3 separate regions of the Homo sapiens genome follow, and regions 1 and 3 are each linked to region 2. Evidence: chromatin loops called from intact Hi-C (ENCODE). Cell type or tissue: endothelial cell of umbilical vein. All regions are shown on one strand. Region 1 has its middle 25 kb from the start of TJP2. Region 2 has its middle 61 kb from the start of FXN. Region 3 overlaps TJP2 (tight junction protein 2).

Region 1 (8,000 bases), 53 kb before region 2:
AGGACTACAGGAGCACACCACCATGCCCAGCAAATTATTATTATTATTTTTTTTTAAATAGAGACAGGGTCTCACTATGTTGCCTAGGCTGGTTTCAAACTCTTGGCCTCAAGCGATCCTCCCACCTCTACTTCCCAAAACAGTGGGATTATAGGTATGAGCTGCCTTGCCTGGCTGGGACCTTTAAGAGCTCCAGAGGGCGGAGCTTGCAGTGAGCCGAGATCGCACCACTGCACTCCAGCCTGGGCGACAGAGCGAGACTCCGTCTCAAAAAAAAAAAAAAAAAAAAAAAAAAAAAAAGAGCTCCAGAGAGAACATTTCAGTAAACAAAACCCACATCCAGCCCTGTTAATTCAGTGGAAAATGAGGACTTCCCCCACTTGAATGTCCTCATTTGGACAACTAGACACTGAGAAAGGCCTTAGCATGGGCCTGGTACTTGCTGGGCCCATTAACTCATTTAGTTTCATGTCGACGTTCCCTTTTTACAGATGAAGGATCTGAGGCTCAGAAGCATTAAGACATGTGCCCAAGATCACACAATTAGAAGGCAGCAGGACTAGGATCTGAACGACTATCTGCTCTTCTGGAGTGTGCCATTCACACTCCACTAAACTCCAGTTCACACATTTATCTGGAATCCACCCAAGTAGGGGCTGCCAACTTCAACAGACAGGAATTATAAAACAAGCACATGAAAAAAATTACAACCCCATTCCAGCTAGCCATGGCCTGGCCTATAAACAGAGGTCAAAGTGTAACAAAAAACAAATGCATCCCACATCTGTCAAAATTTAAGACCTTGTAAATCTCATTTGATTCACTCTTAAAAGTGAATCAGTAAATAGATAATACTCGCTCCTAGCTCTTTCACTAAAAGCTTGGACATAATTAATCTTTAGAAGCCAGTGTGACTGATGTCCTTTATCTTTTCATCAAAGTGCTTACCACTGTTATATAATTTTACTACCTCAATGATAATGAAAAAATATAACCTATTAAAATGACCTCCAATCCCAGACATCATCAGCACCAAATGCCAATTTAGGCATTTATTTTGAACCACAGAAGTTGTACTTACTTACATGCCAGAAAGGTCATCCTCAATAAGCATTCACCAACCATGGCAAAGTTATACCTATCAATTCAGTCCATTAATTCAGGTAAGATGTTTCTATTCTTTGGTAAATAGGACATTACCATTAAATTTTCTATGAAAATGTATATATCAGCAACATCAAAAATGGTAACTCTGACTACCTCTAGAATGTGAAAACGGTAACTATTCGAACAAATTTTGGGGGAGACCAGTAACTAGGTTGATGAGAGATTAAATAAGCAAATACCTGGCAACGTGGGCCGTGTACTGGTACAGCTCTGTGCTTCCTGGAGTACTTGCTCCTGGAGCTGCAGCCGGGGTGCCAATCCCACTCACAGGGAGATGACAGTAATGTGGTACTTCGCACCCTGGAAAAGACAGTGTTGTTAAAAATCCAACATGCTCATTCCCTGCAATGGTAAGATTTTGGGAAATGCACTGAAGTCCACATACCATACAATTTGCCCGTTTTTAGGATGGCTTTTAGTACCTTCACAGAGTTATGCAACTGTCACCACAATCCTTTTTTTTTTTTTTTGAGACGGAGTTTTGCTCTTGTTGCCCAGGCTAGAGTGCAATGGTGTGATATCGGCTCACCGCAACCTCTGCCTGCTGGTTCAAGCAATTCTCCTGCCTCAACCTCCCGGAAAGCTGGGATTACAGGCATGCGCCACCACGCCCGGCTAATTTTGTATTTTTAGTAGAGACGGGGTTTCTCCATGTTGGTCAGGCTGGTCTTGAACTCCCGACCTCAGGTGATCCACCCACCTCGACTTCCCAAAGTGCTGGGATTACAGGCGTCAGCCACTGCGCCCGGCCCACAATCCATTTTAGAAGATCTTCATTAACCCCACAAGAAAAGCCCCATAACCATTAGCCATCATTCCCTGAGCCCCCAATTCTCTCTCTGCCTCTTGGCCCTAGGCAACCACCAATCTAATTTTTTACTCTATAGATTTATCTATTCTGGATATTTCATATGAATGGACTCATATGATATGAGGCCTTTTGTGACTGCCTTCTTTTACTTAGCATAATGTATTCAGGGTTCATTGATGTTATAGCATACATCAGCACTTCATTCCTTTTTATGGCCAAATAATATTACATTGTATGGATATACCACATTTTATTATCTATTCTTCAGTTGGTGGAAGTTTGGGTTGTTTCTACTCTTTGGTCATTATGAACACTTGTGTACAATTGTTTATGTGGACATATGTTTTCATTTCTCTCAGAAATAATGGAATTGCTGCCCCTGTTTTCAGTCTTCAAAAAATGGAGAAAGTGAATTGCCACCTAAACTTTGGTATCACCAGTCCACCTGAGGGTCACTCTGAGAAACAAGATCTTATAAGAATTCGCCTTTCAGGTTAAACAAATATCAGCGGGTGAGAAAATAGCTAGAACAAAATATTTTAGGCTGGGCATGGTGGCTCACGCCTGTAATCCCAGCACTTTGGAAGGCTGAGGCGGGTGGATCACCTGAGGCCAGGAGTTCGATCAAGACCAGCCTGGCCAACATGGTGAAACCCCATCTCTACTAAAAATACAAAAATTAGCTGGGCATGGTGGGGAGGTGCTGTAATCCCAGCTACTCAGGAGGCTGAGGCAGGAGAATCACTGGAACCCAGGAGGCAGAGGTTGCAGTGAGGTGAGATCTCACCACTGCATTCCAGCCTGGCGACAAGAGTGAAACTCTTGTCTCAAAAAAAAAAAAAGAAAAGAAAAAAATTTTTTATTATAGTAAAATACACATAACATAAAATTTACCATTCCAAAGTATACTACAGAGAAAACATTTTAAACCAAAAGGGAATTTGTTTTTCATAGCATTTATAACACTGGCTTGTGTTTATGGTTTTGTTTTTTGAGACAGTCTCACTTGTCGCCCAGGCTGGAGTGCAGTGGCACAATCTCGGCTCACTGCAACCACCGCCTCCTGGGTTCAAGCAGTTTTCCTGCCTCAGCCTCTCAGGTAGCTGGGATTACAGGCACGTGCCACCACGGCCGGCTAATTTTTGTATTTTCAGTAGAAACAGGGTTTCACCACGTTGGCCCGGCTGGTGTCGAACTCCTGACCTCAAGTGATCCATCCACCTTGGCCTCCTAAAGTGCTGGGATTACAGGCATGAGCCACCGCAACTGGCCTAGGCTTGTGTTTATATTTATGGGTTGCTCACCAGCAGGAAAGATGGCAAATACTTTCTCGTTTTACCCCTAAGACCAAGAAAACCCAAGAAATACCCCTTCTGCAAATTCTTATGAAGCCTGCATGTGCCTTTCGAATACCACAAGGAGGCAAGCTCCTTTCTGGGTTGAGCTTGTGAAGGCAGCTTCACTCGGGCAGTCACAGGAAAAACTTTCAGTGGGAGGAAGAATGCAGCCTCTCACCACTTCTGGACATACTCTTCTGTTTGCTAGACAAACTGATATTGTGGCGTCTGTGCAAAACACTCTACTCCCTACACGATGAAATAGAAAGAAAAGATGGTGTCAGTTTTATTTGTACAGGCGGGAGGCACATTTCCCTTCTCCCAGGATCAGCAGGAAATGTAGGCAAAGGCTAAAGCTATGCCATCTGGACATCCTACAAAGCAAGCAACGGGATTAAAGCCCAGCCCATACATGGTTTCTATTATTACTTCCAAAGATAAATAAATGGCTTACAAATCGAGAGGTACTTAGTTATGCTTTTGGCTTCATATGCAAACTTTTCTACAGGTATCAGCTCCAAGGAGAGCTTATTTCTTTTATTAAAATGGCTTGCTTTTTAATTTAAGGAGTTTTCTGCATTTCTAATGTATCCTGGCTTTAACTTTCTCTATAATAATCCAAGGAGTTTTTTCATGTATACAAACCCCCAATAACAATCAGTTGTTTCTAAAATACACTATTATTGAATAGGGCCTCTAAATTAAAAGAACATTTGGCAGAAAGAAATAAAATATATTCTTGGATTTCAATAGTATTGAGAGATAATGTAAAATTGTCAGGTAACATGAGTTAAAGCTGAAAAACTTTACAGATTTCAAAAGGAAGATTCATAGGTGGCTGGGTATTTTAGGTTAGTATTTGGGTATCAATTATTTTTATTCTATCTTTCTCCATTGTGGCTATACTGAAACCGAGTTAGCACTGGAAAATATTTGTTGAGCACCTACCATGTGCTGGGCAATGGGCAAATATACACATGTGTAAATCATCCAATCTCTGTTTCAATGAACTTGCAATACTCAGTCAATTGTCGGTTGGTAGCCATTCGTTTTGGCCAATCATGCAACTGTACAGTTTGCAGAATAGAAGCCCAAGCACATCCCTGCTTGCAGACAGCAAGAAAAAGTATTACAGAGGGGGGCGGTGGCTCATGCCTATAATCCCAGCACTTTGGGAGGCCGAGGCGGGTGGATCACTTGGGGTCAGGAGTTCGAGACTAGCCCGGCCAACATGGTAAAACTGCATCTCTACTGAGAATACAAAAATAGCTAGGCATGGTGGTATCTGTAGTCCCAGCTACTTGGGAGGTGGAGACAGGAGAATTGCTTCAACCCGGAAGGCAGAGATTACAGTGAGCCAAGATCCTGCCACTGTACTCCAGCCTCCTGGGCGACAAAGTGTGACTCCGTCTCAAAAAAAAAAAAAAAAGTATTACAGAGGGGGAAGCATGAGAAGAATGAATGAATTCCTTGAGGTTTTAAATACTGGATTATAACCTGACTTCCAATTGTGGCTTTTTTTTTTTTGAGACTGTGTCTCAAAAAAAAAAAAAAATTAAAAAAAATATAAAAAAGAAAGGGCCAGGCACAGTGGCTCATGCCTGTAATCCTAACACTTTGGGAGGCCAAGATGGGCAGATCACCTAAGGTAAGGAGTTCGAGACCACCCTGACCAACGTGGAGAAACCCCGTGTCCACTAAAAATACAAAATTAGCCAGACGTGGTGGCGCATGCCTGTAATCCAAGCTACTCGGGAGGCTGAGGCAAGAGAATCTCTGGAACCCGGGAGGCGGAGGTTGCAGTGAGCCAAGATTGTGCCATTGCACTCCAGCCTGGGCAGCAAGAGCTAAATACTGTCTCAAAAAAAAAAAAAAAAGTGATCAGTGAAATGTTTTATCCCTGTGTATTCACAGAACTCAAAGAGTATTATAGGTACAAGGAAGATCTTGTTCGTCCTCTGATCCAATGCTATTTCATCCAGCTTAAGGAAACGTTCTCTCTCTCAAAAAAAAGGCACATTCAACTTCCCTTATTAAGGGCTACTTTGTAATAATTTGACTTCTGTTTGGTTTGATTTGGGGAAATGAGGAGAAGCAGAGATCTATTTAGGTCTATTTAGGGTACTTATTCCAATTGCTAGTAGAGGTTATCTCTGAACAAAAATTAATAATCTAGCAATCAACTTGCACATCTGAATCATGGGAGCTTGTTTAGGCCGAATCCCTTCATGAAAGACCCTGAGGCAGAAACTAAGAACATCCCGTTTCTGTCTGAGAGCCAGGCCCTTGATCAGGATGACTCCAATGAGGCTGAGTTTCCCACTTGTAAAATTCGAACACTAAACTAGAATTCAGGAATGGTAAATATATAGGCCACGGCTTGCATCTCCCCAATTCCCTAATCATAGGTTCAGAACAAACATCCCTAATCAGTTGCGATATTCCTTTCCCGCTAAGCCCAGGTTTGGCCTCCAGGTCCTCCTAGCTAGATACTCCAAGCAGCCAACCATCAACTGGCACCTGTCTTCCACATGAAACCTGTTTGCCATCCCTGGCAAAGGTCCTCCCAGTTCTAAACTTTCGTCATTCTGAGACTAAGGTCTAGGCTACCGCATGCCCAATCACGAGAGGCTACTTGGAGAATCTCAGTTTAGTCATTACAATGTTTTCCACAGCCCTGGCTGAACAGCATTAACCTACATGGACTCTGATAGAGTCTCTGTATGCCCCCTGCCCTCTCCACGCATATACACACTTCCATTTACTTTCAAGACAATAACAGTAGAATAACAATAATATAATTAAAATGTTGCCTCAGAATTCCATTCTAAAGCATCTCTAAGATTTCCCAAAGAAATATTTATTTTTTTCTAATAAAATGTACCCTTTTACAGATGGGAAGAAAACCTATCTAAATCAAATGTCTCACCAGTGGCACCGTTGACACTGTGGGCTGGATAATTCGTTGTTGCAGGGGGCTGTCCTGTACCTTGTGGGATGTTGGGCAGTATCCCCAGACTCTACCAACTAGATGCCAATAGCAACCCCTGGGCTATAACAACAAAAAAAATGCCCCAGACATTGACAATTGTCCCCTGGGGAGCAAAATTCCCTATTTCCACCTCCCCGTTGACAACCACTGACCTAAACGATTCTAGTAGTTCTCTTGGGGAGATAGGACAATGGGTAATTTTCCCCCTTATTTTTCTGTATTTTCTAAATCTTCTATAATGAATGTACATTGCTCATATGATAAAAATAAGCTAGTAACTATCTAATTGTTAAAAAGAAATATTTGCTACACAGATGCAAGTTGATCAGTACATGCTACTGTGTGACTCATTCAGTTTGAAAATTAAATTCAGGCCCTAAAAATATCGTCTACCATAAAGGCACCTTAAATTCACCTTGTCTTTAATGTGTAAGAAGCACAAAAGAAGACTTCAGAGAAGAAAGTTAGAACTAAGGCTTGTAGCTATGCATAAAGAACTTCTCAACCTTTCTTCATCATGGTAAATCAGTGGGGCTGCAGAAAGAGATGTGGAAGGAAAACTGCTGTTTCAAGCAAAGTATTTCCCCGAAGCATAGTCTGCACATACACTTTAATCAGAAAAACACTTGTATTGTTGAAAAACATTATAGTAATAAGGCATATTTTCTTCATTCTTAAGAATTGCTACATTTGTAAACCATGTTAAAAAAACATTTTCAAAATCAGAAAATTAAATGTCTAGATTGTAAAAATGGGCTCTAGACACACCCATTATTCATCTTCTTGGGTATTAGAATATTATCCAACAATTTCATTCCTATTTTTAAATCAGTCTAGGAGTTCCATTCTCCACCAAGAAGAAACAAGTTCTTAATGAAGAACTCATTTATTATCCCCACAAGACAGAGGACCCTTTTTTCTATATGGGTCCCCAAAACAGACAAAAAGTATTTACATCTATAGTGAGAAGCTTCCAGCCTCCTCTGCTTACCCAGGTTGTTGCCAAAGGTTCACGTGTCTTCTGCTCTCAGGTAGAAGTTCTCTTTTGTTAAGTGGGGTAATACCAACTGCTGCTTCCAGAATACCGATATATTTCTTGTACCTCATCTTGTCTCTCTCGGTACAAGGTCCTGTAAATTTCAGTCACTGTTCACCTGAAGCAACTGAACTAATCTTTAATGGAAGCTGCTGTTCCTTTGGATGTTCTCTATGTAGCCCTAGCTAGATCTATTAAACACAACCGTGGTGATGGGGGGGCAGACCACAAATAAAGAGAACGTCTTTCAGATTTCCCTGCAATGGCAGTATTATACAAGGCTAAATAATTCTGAATAAAGCACTAATGAAAATGATTTGCAGGAATGACTGCGGTTTTAAACACGGCGATCTAATGTACACTCCAATTAATCCGCACATAAATCTTTGAGGCCGCTAATCCTTCAAGAACTAATGGCTCATGAGGTGATTTATCTCAAGGTCTGGTAATAATTGGTCCAAAAAGCCTGCCTGCCACTGGATGAACTAAAATCAGAAACAGATTTGCTCTTTCTACAAATATCTCTCTCTCTAAAAGCCTGTGCTTTGACAAGTGAGGAAGGAATTCTAGTTGTCATTTTATAGCAATGCATTTCTAAGCACTATAAACTCCTTGCTTGGGTCAATAGCAAAGATTAATTAATTAAGAAACAATTTG
Region 2 (8,000 bases):
AGTCTCACTCTGTTGCCCAGGCTAGAGTGCAATGGTGCACTCTTAGCTCACTGCAACCTCCATCTCCCAGGTTCAGGCAATTCTCTTGCCTCAGCCTCCAGAGTAGCTGGGACTACAAGTATGCACCACCACACCCAGCTAATTTTTGTATTTTTAGTAGAGACGGGATTTTACCATGTTGGCCAGGCTGGTCTTGAACTCCTGACCTCAGATGATCTGCCCGCCTTGGCCTCCCAAGGTGTTGGGATTACAGGCGTGAGCCACTGCGCCCAGCCTAAACATTAATTTATTGACTTGATATGACTAAATGTTCCCATCAAGAATGTTCTACAGATTCCTTCACTGATACATATCCACAGTAAGGAAAAAACAAACAGCCACTTACCCAGCCATCCTATGAACCACACTGTCTGGGTTGCTTCGTTGCTCACTTGCTGATTGGAATCCCAGGAGACAGAAACAGAGGTAGTCCAGCACATGGCCTGTTTGGAGAGCATGGTCCTCACTTTTCCTCAGGGATGGAACAGCCACAGGAGCCACGTTAACCTTCCAGGAGAAGGAGTATGTCTTGAGCATGGGTTTGGCATATTAAGGAGCCATGCCTGCAAATAAATTCCATCTCGAACTGAAGAGGCACTAACCGAGGAGCTGAGTTAATTATTCTTGCCTGTGGTTCCCAAGGCTACAACCTCCTTAGGATGCTGGGTAACAAGATCCTTTTCAACTCACTTGGGAGATATTAGTTGTCTGTTGCCTGCACCTGACCCCTGGATATGATTCATAGGGTTTCTGTCTGCTGCGGAGCCGGAGAAAGCAGCCAGCAAAGATATATTAGCTCCTATGTGGTGTTTTCACGCCCCACTGATGTGCCATAAAAACTCCCAGCTAAGGACCTCCTATTACGAATGCACCCGCTGTGTGTGAAGGAGGTGACTGATGTTAAACTCACATGCCAGAGAGAACTGGCCTATGAGGAAACAGGAAGAAAGTACTCTCTCTCACACACTTTTTTTTTTTTGAGACAGAGTCTCGCTGTGTTGCCCAGCTGGAGTGCAGAGGCACGATCTCGGCTCACTGCAACCTCTACCTCCCAAGTTCAAGTGATTCTCATGCCTCAGCCTACCGAGTAGCTGGGATGACAGGTGTCTGTCACCACGCCCAGCTAATTTTTGTATTTTCAGTAGAGACGGGGTTTTGCCATGTTGGCCAGGCTGGTCTCGAACTCCCAACCTCAAGTGCACTGCCCACCTCAGCCTCCCAATGTGCTGGGATTACAGGTGTGAGTTACTGCATGCAGCCAGAAGAAAGTATTCTCCATATCACTGCATTCACCTACTGGAGACTTCTTTCCTCAGGAAGCCAAGACCCAGAAGCAAAATGACTGGAAATCAAAGATGGACATTAAGAGCACATTCATCTTCTTCATCAGCTGCTGACAACTATTACTCAGGTGTGTAACATGTAGGCAAAACGTCTCTGCTATACCGGGGGCATGTCAGCAATTCGGTCCTGCCCAGATCTGGATTCTTTTTTTTTTTTTTTTTTTTTTTTTGAGACAGAGTCTCACTCTGTTGCCCAGGCTGGAGTGCAGCAGCACGATCTCAGCTCACTGCAGTTTCCTCCTGGGTTCAAGCGATTCTCCTGCCTCAGCCTCCCCAGTAGCTGGGATTACAAGTGCCTGCCACCATGCCCGGCTAATTTCAGATCCGGATTCTTGATTTCTAGAATCGCAGCTACTCATGAGACTGGTTGATGCAATTGCTTGCTTTTAGGAATTACGGAGAGGAGGGTTACATGGGTCCACAACCCCATAATATAATCTAAAATTTCACAGTTTTGTCTCTGAAACCAAAAGTTCGATGCCCAAACTAATTCGGCAGCAAAATCTGACCTGAAGTAATGTAAGTCTATTTATGATTCTCATTTGTTTTAGTAAAAATAGTCATACATTTCACTGGGATATATTCATGTGTTTGTTTATAGGATGTGACTCCAAGTCTTTCTTGGAGGTATCATGTCATAATATACAATATATGCAACGTATTTCGGAAAAAATTCTAAATTCCATAACACATAGCCCAAGAGTTTCAGATAAAGAGCTGTGGAACTGTAAACTTAAACCTCAGGGAGATCAACAGTTACCAGTGAACTATCCCACATGTCAAATTGCAGTTGTAGCACCTTAGAGTCTCTGCATTTCCTGCGCAAACATACATGACAATATATCTAATCCTAGTCCTGATTGGATACTGTATCAGCCTTGTAGAAAATTTTGCAAAATCATTATATACACTTCAACATTCTAACACTGTGAATTTGCACTCAACTGTGTTTACAGTGGCTGCCCTTCCTTAACAGGCCAAAAAACTCCATTTCCTCTTACTGCTTTTCATATCAATAAAAAAACAAGCATCCACCTAAGGCAAACATACTCAAATTTCTCTGTAAGTTTTCAGGGGAAGAAAATTAGGAGAGTCACTAAAAGGACAACAATATGGTCAATTTCTTTTGTATATCACCTAATTTCCTTTAGGTGGCTGTGGCAGGGTAGGGCTTGATTTTGTGACTCTAGTATGGTATCACCACAGCAAGTTAATCTTTCAAATATCCAGGTAAGTCAGAGATCATGATTTGGGTCTTTAACTGAACAGGAATTAGGTGCAAGATGTCGAATTCAGCCAGGCATGGTGGCTCACGCCTGTAATCCCAGCACTTTGGGAGGCTGAGGCGGGTGGATTGCCTGAGGTCAAGAGTTCGAGACCAGCCTGGCCAACATGGTGACACCCCGTCTCTACTGAAAATACAAAAAATTAGCTGGGCGTGGTGGCGGGCACCTGTAATCCCAGCTACTCGGGAGGCTGAGGCAGGAGAATCGCTTGAATCTGGGAGGCGGAGGTTGCAGTAAGCCGAGATCCTGCCATTGCACTCCAGCCTGGGTGACAGAGCAAGACTCTGTCTCAAAAAAAAAAAAAAAAAAAAAAAAAGATGTTGAATTCAGAACACCTGAAGGTTTTATGGATGGCAAAATTATTAGATTGGATGAATGGATTATGGCCTAGAGGTATTTCTGTTGACCGAATAGAGGAAATACAGGAATTTATCTTTTGCCCTCTGTACCCAATGTGCTCAATGATTTATGAGTAACTGCATTCGTCACAGGCAAAACATGTACCAACAGGCTAAAGGACATTCCAAAGGAAACTCATGACTCCTTATTCATATCTAATGGAAGAAGGAAACTTGGTAGGGTTCACAGTCTTGTACGTTTGTGTTCACAATCACCACATGCTGTTTGATGTAGGATCCCAGGACAGATACAAAAATCCTCTCCATGCTTAAAGCACAGTTCTTGTGCAGAGCACTGAATTGTCTGTCTCGTGGATCTGCATTGGCTTCTCTGCTACATGAATTACTTCTGGGAGGAACATGACTTCCCATCTGTTCTCCTTTACATTCTGAAGACGGGGTTTCAGCTACACAAACTGTATTGTATCATCTTTCTCCTGCACTATTGTGATAGTCTTAACTATTTCCAGGACCAGGAATGGAACATACTTCCCCTAAACTATGCAAAAGGATTCTTTTCTCACTTCATTCAAGCTTCTGCTCAGATGCTACTGTGTCACAGAGGCCTTCAACTACTCTATTAAAAAGAGCTCCACTCAAAAAAATTCTGGAGATGGATGGTGGTGATGGCTGCATAACAATGCAAATGTACTTAAGGCTACTGAATTGTATTATTATTATTATTATTATTTATTTATTTATTTATTTTTGAGACAGAGTCTTGCTCTCTTGTCCAGGCAGGAGTGCAGTGGTGCGATCTCAGCTCACTGCAACCTCTGCCTCCCAGGTTCCAGCTATTCTCCTGCCTCAGCCTCCCGGGTAGCTGGGACTACAGGCATGTGCCACCAAGCCTGGCTAATTTTTGTATTTTTTAGTAGAGATGGGGTTTCATCATATTGGCCAGACTGGCCTCAAACTCCTGACCTCATGATCCGCCTGCCTCAGCCTCCCAAAATGCTGGGATTATAGGTGTGAGCCACCATGCCCGGCCTTGAATTGTATTCTTAAAAATGGTTAAGAGGGTAAATTTTATGTTATGTACATTTTAAGACAATAAAAAGCAAAGAAAGAGAGAGAAAGGAAGAAAGAGAAAAGAAGAAAGGAAGGAAAGAAAGAAGGAAGGAAAGAAGGAAGGAGGGAGGGAAGGAAGGAAGGAAGGAAAAGAAGATACATTCTACTCAGCATGATCCATCTCACCTGCTTCATTTTTCTATTAGCACTTACTGATACTATAGATGTATGTGTCTACTATCTGCATTCCCCCAGTGAAAAGTGAGCTCCAGGAGAGCAAGTGCTTTATTTACTTTATTCAATCCTATATTTGTGACTCCCAGAACAGTGCCTGAGCATTGTAGAACTACTAAATGTTTTCTAAATGAGAGCAAGCAAGCAAGCAAAGTCCCAAACTAGTATTCCCATCTTTAGTTTTTCTCCCTTGGTCTAATCCAATTCATCTTAGACACTGACCACAGGGTTATCTGGGTTATATTTTTAAAACATAGATCCAGCCAGGTATAGCAGCTCTTCCTGTAATTCCTTTAATTCTGTGAGGCTGAGATGGGAGGATCGCTTAAGAGAGATATTACTCCTAATATCACCGTGGGTGTATACCCTGTGATATTATTTGTAATATCTAAGGGAGGTATTACTCCTAATATCACAGTAGATGTACACCCTGTGATATTATTTGTAGTATCTAAAGGCAGTATTACTTGTAATATCATAGGGAGGTATTACTCCTAACATCACAGTGGGTGTACACTCTGTGATATTATTTGTCATATCTAAGAGAGATATTATGCCTGTAGTCTTAGCTACTCTGGAGGCTGAGGCAGAAGAATCACTTGAACCCAGGAGGTGGAAGTTGCAGTGAGCCGAGGTCGTGCCACTGCACTCCAGCCTGGGAGACAGAGCAAGACTCTATCTCAAAAAAAAAAAAAAAAAAAAAAAAAAAAGAGGATGTAGGCCTGGTGCAGTGCCTCATGCCTGTAATCCTAGCACTTTGGGATACTGAGGCAGAAGGATTGCTTGAGCCCAGGCATTTGAGACTAGCCTGGGCAACACAGCAAGACTTCATCTCTACATTTTTTTTTTTCTTTTTTAAGGTTATGTCTTGCTCTGTCACCCAGGCTGGAGTGCATGGCGTGATCTCGGTTCACTGCGATCTCCGCCCCTCGGGTTCCAGGGATTTTCCGGCCTCAGCCTTGTGAGTAGCTGGTATGATAGGTACCCACCACCACATCCGGCTAATTTTTGTATTTTTTTTAGTAGAGATGGGATTTTACCATGTTGGCCAGGCTGGTCTCAAACTCTTGACCTCAAGTGATCCGCCCGCCTCAGCCTACCAAAGTGTTGGGATTACAGGGATTACAAGGTGTGAGCCACTGGGCCCAGCCCCTATAAAAAATTTGAAAAATTAGCTAGGCATGGTGATATGTACCTGTAATCTTACCTATCTGGGAGGCTGAGATAGGAGGACTGCTCGAGCCCAGGAGTTCAAAGTTACAGTGAGCTGTGTGATTGCACCACTGCACTCCAGCCTGAGTGACAGAATGAGACCCTGTCTCAAAAAAAAAAAAAAGATATGTTGAAGTACTAAACCCTAATACCTCAGAATGTGACCTCATTTAGAAATAAGGTTGTTGCAGATGTTTTAGTTAAATTAAGACAATGAGATCATACTGGAATAAGGTAGGCCTCTAATCCAATACGACTGATTTCCTTACAAGAAGTCAGTGAAGACAAAGGCACCAAAAGAAGAATGCCATGGGCCGAGTGCAGTGGCTCACGCTTGTAATCCCAGCACTTTAGAAGGCCAAGGCAGGGAGATGACCTGAGGTCGGGAGCCCGAGACCAGCCTGGCCAGCATGGTGAAACCCCGCCTCTACTAAAAATGCAAAAATTAGCTGGGTGTGGTGGCGCACACCTGTAATCTCAGCTACTCGGGAGCCAGAGGCAAGAGAATCGCTTGAACCTGGGAGGCAGAGGTTGCAGTGAGCCGAGATCACGCCACTGCACTCCAGCCTGGGTAACAGAGCGAAACTCTGTCTCGAAAAGAAAAAAAGAAAGAAAAATAAAGAAGAATGCCACAGGATGATGGAGGTAGAGACTGGAGTTACACAGATGCAAGTCAAGGATCGCCAAAGATTACCTGTGAAACCAGAAGCTGAGGAAAAGACATACAACGGATTATCTAGAGCCATCAAAAGAGCAGAGTCCTGCTCATACCTTAATTTTCTATTTCTGCCCTCCAGAACTGTGAGATAATAGATTTCTGTGTTTAAGACCCCCGTTTGTGGAACTTTGTTACAGCAGCTCCAGGAAACTAATACAGGGTTGGTGGTAAATTTGAGAGCTAATATGAACAACAGCCGGGCCCTGCTAACCATCCTCTACTGGGCCAAGGACTCCCTGACAGTGGGGTGCTGGAGGCCGCTGCTCCTGGCATAGGCTGGTACCATGTGCACATCTCTGCCCAACTTCTCGTCCAGTTCTGTCATATCGGGAGCTTGCAACCAGCCATTAGGGTGACCAATCAAGCTATTTCCTGGGGAATGAGGAATTTTCTGGGATTCAGGACTTTCAGGCCTAAAAATGGGAAAGCCCCTGGCAAACCAGAACAAGTTGGTCACCCTACCAGCTGTGGGAAGACTATTTATACCATGGAAACTGACAAATCCTACATACAAATCAGGGTTTTTCCCCTTTGGAGAATTGGTTAAATATTGACCAGTACACCACTCTGCCAGTAAGCTCTTGCAGTTTCAATTAGTCAAAGCCAAAAAAAAAAAAGCAAGCTTTTGCTAGATAAGTACTATAGTTACAACCCGAGCATTATGAATAACATTTTGTTTTGTTTTGCTTTTGAGACGGAGTCTGACTCTGTCACCCAGGCTGGAGTGCAGTGGCACAATCTCGGCTCACTGCAACCTTCGCCTCCTGGGTTCAAGTGATTCCCCTGCCTCAGCCTCCTGAGTAGCTGGGATTACAGGTGTGTGCTACCACACCTGGCTAATTTTTAGTAGAGATGGGGTTTTACCATGTTGGCCAGGCTGCTCTCGAACTCCTAGCCTCAAGTGATCCACCTGCATTGGCCTCCAAAAGTGCTGGGATTACAGGTGTGAGCCACCAGGCCTGGCCCATGAATCACATTTATAAAAAATGTTTAAATATAAAGCTAAAAAAAGGCCTCTCCCTAAACTTTACCTTCTCTTCCAGGTCAACGGTATTTATTTATTTAGAGCTACCAATATCAAAGCTCTTCTCAACTGGAAACATACAATTATAAAATCTTAGAATTCAACACAAGTTTGGAAATGTTAAAAATGGCCATTTTAAGGCCCCAACATCCTTTTTCCTAATAACTACATAACAGAAATACAGATGCTTCACACCCTTCTTTGGACTTACACACCTAGATCTAAGCCTTACAAACAATTGTACTTGTCACAATAATTTATGGAGAATCTGCAGTGACTTATTGAACGTTGGCACAGTGCTTAGCCCACCATATCTATGGCATAAATAAAATAACTTCTAGGTTGCTCCCTAGCAGCAATAACACCACTTTTCTCTTCCATTAGAGAAACTGTAGAGGAATTTGAGAGACTGAGTGAATCTTCACTAGATCCAGCAGCAGCGCAGAGGCCTCCCTCTCTCAACCAGGCACAGGCATGAAGATGTTCTTGTCAGAGGCGTGTGAACCAGAGCAACTTTATCTTAAATAGGAGCTGGGTAAAATAAGGCTGAAACCTACTGGGCTGCATTCCCAGACAGTTAAGGCATTCTAAGTCACAGGATGAGACAGGAGGTGGGCATAGAATATGGGTCATAAAGACCTTGCTGATAAAACAACAAGCCGGTGTTGGAGCCGGCCAAAACCTACCAACACTAAGATGGCCACGAGAGTGACCTCTGGTCATCCTCACTACTAC
Region 3 (8,000 bases), 96 kb before region 2:
TGGCCACACAACTCTGTGAATATACAGTACTAAAAGCCACTGGTTGCACACTTTTATTGTATGGTATATGAATTATATCTCAATAAAGCTGTTTTTAAAAAAAAGATCACATCGTAGAGTCTGTAGTCAGAAAGTGTGGATTCAAATCCATGCTCCACCCTTTACCTTGGGCGAGTTACTTAATTTCTCCTTGCCTCAGTTTCCTCCATCTGTAAAGCAGAGGCAGTAGCAGTAACAAGACCCACCTCTCTAAGGTTGTTGTGAGAATTTAATCAGACAGTGCATGTAGAGAAATCAAGGTAATGCCTGGCACATAGTACATGCTCAATTTTAGCTATTATCAATATCATTATTAATAGACTCATTTTACAGAAAGGACACTGAAGTCAGAAGTAAAGTAAGTTGATTGAGGTCATACAAGTAAAAAGTGGCAGAGGACAGATTCTAACTCAGGCTGGTGTGACTAGAAAGCTTATATCCTTTCCACTGAAGAACCTTGCCTCTCCACTATACACCTATTGTGCCTTCCAAAACCTACTAGTGACTGATCACTGGCCTTCACACCAAAAGAAATCCCAGCTGGGCTCAGTGTCTCATGCCTGTAATCCCAGCACATTGGGAGGCTGTGGAGAGAGCACTGCTTGAACCCAGGAGTTTGAGACTGCAGTGAGCTATGATGGCACCACTGCACTCTAGCCTGGGTGACAGAGTGAGGCCCTGTCTCTTAAAAAACAAACACACAAACAAAAACATGATTGTTGGTGCTTGGGCACCAGACCAATCATGGATTCAATCACTCTGACAACTCAGAACATCTTCACAAGCATGATAGCTATTTCCACACCACTGGCCTGGGTCCAGTCAACACAGCCCAATAAGTCTTCTGCAGTGAGTTGGTAAGAAGAGGGTGCAGAAAGGGAGTCGAGTCGGATTTTATTTCTGGCTGTTTGAACAGTCAGCTTTGGTATATATGCACAAGCTCCCTAATGCCTACGCCTTTGTGAACACCATGGAAAAGGGGGGGCCTGAAACACATCATCACTGATTGGACATTAACAATATGCCAGACACCGTGCTAAGTATTTTATGGCTATTGCCTATTAATCCTCCAAAAACCCTATACCCTAACCCTACTCCTGCTTTTTTCACATACAAAAATAGAAGGCCTGAGATCTCAAGGAACTTGCCCATGGCAAGGCCCCACAGCTAACAGGTGCCTGGTCACAATTTGAATGCAAATTTGCATGAGTCCAATTTTCATAAGATATGAGACCAAAAAAAAAAAAATCAGCTGATAGTTACATTTAAGACCTCTATGTTCCTAGTTCTGATACACTAAGCTAAGCTATAAACAGATCATTCTTATTTGTAATTACAAAGAAGCCATTAATAAGCCAAAAGGAAGGTGCTAATTTGGCAACACAGGCACAGCCCTGTGTACCCTATAATTTTAAACCTGACTAAACTTATATAACACTAAAACATAGCTTCACTTTAAAAAAACAAACATACATACAAACCACCACCCCCATAATAGGCACCAAGATAAAGATAATCATAAACGGCTTTGTCAAAAAGGCAGGTTGAAAAAACAATTATTAGAGCTGCTCAGCTAAATGTCACCATCAAGGTTGGCCCCATAGGAAACACACAAGGTCAATCGTTCCCTCCCAGACCTGGGGCACCATCAGATGATGGTTCCCACAGAAAAGAGGGACACATTAGTACCACCTAGCAATGAGCCTGGTTAATCCCATAAAGCCAGTGAGCCTACATACGGAGTCCTGAGCTTCAAACACATGCCTTTCCTATTAGAATTGGAGAATAAAGGCAAGAACCCCACCCTTTGGGTATTACGTAGCCAACCCCTGGGAGCCTGTTAAAAATACAGAATCTCAAGCCCTAACTTGGACCTACTGATAAAAATATGCATTCTAACTAGAGCCCCTATGTGATTAATATGCACATTAACGTTTGAGAAGCACCTCCCATCAGGGAGGTGACGGGGAAAATAATGTTTGAGAAGCACCTGTCTAGCAGTACTCTCCAACAGAAGTTTCTACCATGGTGACGATGTTCTATAGCTGTGCTGTCCAACACAGTAACCACTAGCCACATGTGGCTACTGAACATGTGAAATGTGGCTACTGCAACTGAAGAATGCAATGTTTAATTTTAGTTAATTTAAATTTGTAAATAGCAATATTTACTATATAATTAACCATATCCCTAGCAGTCATTTAAGCCATTTCCTTTTTTTTGCTAGTATAACTAATGCTATGGCAGACACTGTGTGCATATAGCTCCCCCTCCATATTTTGTAGTTAACTATAGATCAAACGGCATTTTTAAGCCTCTTCATGTGTAATGACCTATAACTTTCAGCAATTTACAGTGCTGCAACCATGAGCAGAATGCCAGGTATTAAGAAAAAAATAGTACTTATTTTCAAAAACAGTGAAATTCATTTTTATACTTTAAGAATCCTTTTGGTGTCTCTAAAATTTTTCCTGGGAAGGAAAAATAAAAAGGCTGTGGGAGCGCAGAGGAAGACTGTGAATTCCTTATAGAGGCACATGACAAAACTTAGTAAATTGATACTTTGAAAATACTGATTTAACCAGCTGTCAGTAAGAGACACAATAATTTTATTTTAAACCGTTAATCTATGGACAAGACTAAAAATCTTACAATTTATGGTTTCAACTGCATAAGTATGTTACATATTTAAAATACCATAAACGTAATAACTGAATGTGTTCTTGCATGGTATACTTAGCACAATGACCAATGCCCACTGCACCTAATGGAAATCAACAGACAAAAAGAAACAATTGCTCCATCATACTGGAACATACTCCATCCAGGCAGGGGGCAGCAAAGACAAGAGACAGGGAGGGGAAAGGTGAGGTTTCCTGTATCAAATGTGGAGCCAAAGCCATGCAAAAATCAACAAGCCTTCCTAATTCTTTTGACTTAATAAAACACAGCAGATGAAATTCAAGCAAGTTATAAAAAAAAAAAAAAAGTTCAGGTGTTTGAAATAGCCTTGTTTCTAAACTTAGAAAAAGACCTCATTATTCTATCTTGTATGCCATTATCACATAAACTGAGTGAAACTGACAGTCTGCATCCTTAGTCCATTGGTGACACGGGAAACTTCAGGTATGGGCTGACGTTTTTTTTTTTAATTCTGAATTAAACGTTATTAAGCTCCTCTCAAAAAGTCCGTACTTGCCTAGAAACAAAAATTACTGGCAGAAATTATATGTGATTTCAAAGCATAAAAAGGCACCCAATTTTCCTTTTTGTAGAATTTGTAGCTATAGGAAATCATCAAAGGCCACTGCCTGGTAACAGATGTATTATCCACTAGGTGGTGCAGTCATGCAGAAATAAAAAGGGAGAGACTGCCGGTTCCCTACGAATTGAAAATTTCAAAACATAATTTAGATGAAATTAGAAATAGACTTTAAAAATTACAATAAAAGCCAGGCACGGTGGCTCATGCCTGTAATCCCAGCACTTTGGGAGGCCAAGGTGGGTGAATCGTCTGAGCTCAAGAGTTCAAGACCAGCCTGGGCAACATGGTGAAACCCTGTCTCTACTAAAAATACAAAAATTAGCCAGGTGTGGTGGCGCACGCCTGTAGTGCCAGCTACTCAGGAGATTGAGGTGAGAGGACAGCTTGAGCCCAGGAGGCTCAAGTGAGCTGAGACTGTGCCACTGGACACTAGCCTGGGTGACAGAGTGAGACCACATCTCAAAAAAAAAAAAAAAAAAAGTGAGAGAGAAGGAAGAAAGGAAGACCCTGGCACTGATCACACCTGCAGTGATGGCTCTCTCAGAGTCACTGAGGCCAAGGGAACCATCCAAGGACTTAGCACCAATCAAGATCCCCTTGTCACTGTGAGGAATGAATAAAGCAACCCATAATGTCTACACCAGGTCCCAAAGCCACTGCTGCAGCACGCTACTGAGGAGTAGGTAAGAAACTGGCATTAGGGTATGCAACAGAAATGTTTACTAAACATTCTGAGAAACGGATGTACACACCAGAATAAGAACATATTGAAGGAAGAAACTGCACTATCAAGAAATGTTTATCTGAAGGAGAGCAACAAACCACCACCAAAAACTGTCTAGCGAAAGAAAATCCAAGCAAGAACTTCTACAGCATTTGCCAAGATGAATTAGGCTTTTGCTTCCTCTTGGGGCCTGGAGACCAAGAGACAGACAATGTCAAACACACCAAGCTTTCTCCGACTGCTCCAGTTTATAAGTAGTTCAAGTTCCTGGTACGCACTAGCCAGCTGTATGATCTCTAGGTTCTCTAAGCATCCAGTGAATAACACTCACCTCACAGGGTTCTTGGTGAGGATCAAGTGAGAATTTAACATGAAAGTTTTTTTTTTCTTTTTTTGATACAAGTTCTTGCTATGTTGCCCATGCTGGTCTTAAACTTCTGGGCTGGAGCAATCCTCCTGCCTCAGTCTCCCAAGCAGCTGGAATTACAGGCATGTGCCACCATGCCCAGCTTTATGTAGAGGTTGCTATAAACTGTAAAGTACCACTCAAATGAGGGGTGTTTCTAATATTAATATAAGCCCCACTGTAGCAACGGCAATCAACAGTGGTATAAGCTTAATATAAGATTTAAAACATACGGCTGGGCATGGTGGCTCACGCCTGTAATCCCAGCACTTTGGGAGACAGAGGCAGGTGGATCACCTGAGGTTAGGAGTTCGAGACCAGCCTGGCTAACAAGGCAAAAACCCTGTCTCTACTAAATATACAAAAATTAGCCAGGCGTGGTGGTACGTGCCTATAATCCCAGGTAGTCAGGAGACTGAGGCAGGAAAATCGCTTGAACCTGGGAGGTGGAGGTTGCAATGAGCTGAGATCATGCCACTGCACTCCAGCCTGGGCAACAGAGTGAGACTCTGTCTCAAAAAAAAAAAAATTTTAAAAATGAACTGCATTCAGTCATTGAACGTTTAGTCTCTATTGTACATCAGACTTTGAAAACAAAGACCTGTCAACATAGGACACAGTCCCCACCCTCAAAATGATGTTTGTTTTTAGGACACAGAAAGGTCTGGAAACAGCTAACGGACCTGGAGTAACAGTGACTGATACATACATTCATTCGCTCAAAGCCTTTCTGAACCTTCTAAGCCAAAGGAACCTCACAAAATTTCTCCACTGCTTTTCATTTCTCCAAGCCTTTGAAGCCACACCAGCACTTTATTGTTACTCTGAAGTTTCCTCTGACAGGAAATAACGAACTGTTTGGAACTGAAATAGTCAACAACTCAGAAACACAACAGTACATGTTGCAAAGTTGAAATCCTGCAATCCAGAGAAATAGGAACATCTGAAACATCAGAAACACAGAAATGTTTGATGATACAAAGACATTGCAGTTTTATAGCCTTTCTACATCCTAAAAACAAAATATGCTTTTATTGGTCACCACCTAACACGGAGGAAATCTGCATTTGCAACTTCTCAAGTGGCCCTTGTTATCAGGTCACCTTACTACATTGAAACCAGAAGCAAACCTGTCTGTCAGTGCTCAGATCCAACCCTTTTTCCTTTTTGCTTTTCCAAGCTATGAGTGACTGCAGACAGGGGCATCTCATGCAGCCAGCATCTTCCCACAAGTCAGCATCCTGATCTACTATTCCCAGATTGCAGAACAGGAGACAAATCAAGCCAACACCCTGCTTCCAGGAGGTCTGAGGCAGGAGCCAGGAAACATTTTCTCAAAGGGCCTGACAATAAATATTTTAGGCTTGCCACTACAAGAGGCAAAATCACGGAGATCATATAGATACTTACATAACCATTTAAAATGCAAGAACAGTTCTTAGCTAGCAGGCAGAAAAAACAACAAACACGCAGCTGGCTATATGTAGCTTGCCAACCACCAGACTCAATTTATGCAAAACTTAGTAACAGAAGACTGATGTGCAGGGACCATGGGTCGTTACCTGCAAGGGGCTCACACGGGTGCTGGTACAGGCACACACACATCTCAATTCCTGGTTTCTTTTGCCTCATTTTTCATTTCTATCCTCAACAAACTTTAGGTCTGTCCTTAGCATCAAGTACACTATTTGGGGATAAACTTGTTTTGAGTGTTTTTATTGGGTTATTTATTTCCTTGTATTTGTTTAATTAATAAGAGGTAAGTTCTTAGTGAGTACATAATCCAAAAGTTAGGTCAGCTCAAAGTCAACTATGCTTGGTAGCAACTTCTCTGGTTATATTTTTACCTAAACTAAAATCTGAACTCGTTCAGTTTCCAATCACATACTTCAGGGGAAGCTGACCTAAGGTCAAAATCTTGCTTCAGATAATCTTCAAAGAAGAAGATTAACTATGTTTGTCAGTATTACCAACACATGTATTGGGCAAGACACTGTGTAGAAGAATTGTGTTGGACACAGAGAACTAAAAACCATTGCTCCTGATCTCAAGCTAGGATGCAATTTATTTATGTACCCTCAGAAAAAGACAGTGAGGGAGGTGGCACCCACAACTCAAAGCAAACTGCTACAGGAGAAGTTTGTTTGTTTGTTTGTTTTTTGAGACAGAGTCTCGCTCTGTTGCCCAGGCTGGAGTGCAGTGGCGCCATCTTGGCTCACTGCAAACTCCACCTCCCAGGTTCATGCCATTCTCCTGCCTCAGCCTCCCAAGTAGCTGGGACTACAGGCGTCCACCACCATACCCGGCTAATTTCTTTTTGTATTTTTAGTACAGACGGGGTTTCACCGTGTTAGCCAGGATGATCTCGATCTCCTGACCTCATGATCCGTCCACCTCGGCCTCCCAAAGTGCTGGGATTACAGGCATGAGCCACCGTGCCTGGCCCAGGAGAAGTTTTTTTAAAGTGAGGGGATAGGCATTGGAAGTTTCCCTTGCCCACCATCAAGTCCAATTTAGAATGTGGTCAGAACCATATATCCACCGTTTGTCACAACTGAGTTAGAACCAAAAATCAACTTTCCTTTTTCTTTGTCTTTTTTTTTTTTTAACTTTTTTAAACTTAAAAAAAAAAAAAAAGTGGAGTCTCCACTGTGGTGCTCAGGCTGGACTGCAGTGGCTATTCCTATTCACAGGACAATCAGAACTCACTGTAGCCTCCAACTCCTGGGCTCAAGCGATCCTCCTGCCTGCCTCAGTCTCCAAGTAGTTGGGACCACAGGCATATGCCACCACACTCAGCAAGAATCTCAGTGAATCTGAAAATGTTACTAACATTTTAAATAGTAACACTACCTTAGACTGCCCACAGAAACTCAACTAACCTATCAATTCTGGGTCCTGGGGAAAGACAGTGAGGAGAGAAATAAGCACCCTTCCCAGGGTTCAGTGGAGAAACAGGAAAGAAGCAAAATTTGTATGTGGAGACTTCCTAGGTCTTTCCACCCCTTGGGCTGGTTGCTCTGTTTATCAGTGTCCTCCTCCTCCAGGCTGTCCCGAGGCCAACATCTCGGCAGTATCTGCTCCATCACCAGAATGTTCTGGCTTCAAAATTCCCTATCTTCATTCCCAATCAAAATTATCTCTTTAACAATGTGTATGGTGTCAGTTAGATAGTAGAAGAAAGCTGACTAGTCTACTCCACATTAAAGTGTGGCTGTCTGATAGCCTAAAACCTCTTGGAGGTATTTGATGTTTTAGGGGATGTACTTTGACCCCAAGGTAACTTGCAATGGAATTCCAATCCTCAAGGCAAGCTCCCAAACACAGCATATCTAAGTTTTTCCTTCCAATTCTATAACCCAGGAGTTTGTAACCATAAGTTTTTCCTGATATTAATGATAGTTTTTGAGTGAAGGGGTTGATGGGACAACACAGCCATTTCTAACTGGAGGCTATGGACTTGAAGAAAGAATACTCTCACATGATAAGACATATTCTTAATATTTCTATAATAAAGTTGTGGTTTTAGCTAGCTGTATACATAATCACTTAATACCTCCCTGTAA

Evidence for each region. A loop is a pair of places that touch in the nucleus more often than their neighbours do. Peaks named below come from ENCODE experiments on the same cell type or tissue, not always from the same donor. Only the 100,000 strongest peaks of a DNase experiment are listed, where the experiment ranks them.
Region 1: it touches region 2 in a loop (5-fold over the local background); 6 of 110 quality-filtered maps call a loop at or near these places.
Region 3: it touches region 2 in a loop (4-fold over the local background); 3 of 110 quality-filtered maps call a loop at or near these places.

Annotation. Positions count from the first base shown.
Region 1 is chr9:69,145,118-69,153,117 of GRCh38, reverse strand. It overlaps a transcript of TJP2 not described here. Among named protein-coding and RNA genes, the nearest start is that of TJP2, 25 kb to the left of the region's middle. In endothelial cell of umbilical vein, a CTCF peak has its summit at 3,400; DNase peaks (open chromatin) are centred at 637 and 3,577; H3K27ac peaks cover 1,340 bases.
Region 2 is chr9:69,092,447-69,100,446 of GRCh38, reverse strand. No RefSeq gene overlaps it. Among named protein-coding and RNA genes, the nearest start is that of FXN, 61 kb to the right of the region's middle. In endothelial cell of umbilical vein, no CTCF peak of the experiment used is centred here; DNase peaks (open chromatin) are centred at 816, 2,336 and 3,176; H3K27ac peaks cover 3,746 bases.
Region 3 is chr9:69,188,705-69,196,704 of GRCh38, reverse strand. The region is part of intron 1 of TJP2 (tight junction protein 2); the gene reads right to left. Among named protein-coding and RNA genes, the nearest start is that of TJP2, 18 kb to the right of the region's middle. In endothelial cell of umbilical vein, a CTCF peak has its summit at 3,356 (motif pointing right); DNase peaks (open chromatin) are centred at 3,384 and 5,674; H3K27ac peaks cover 347 bases.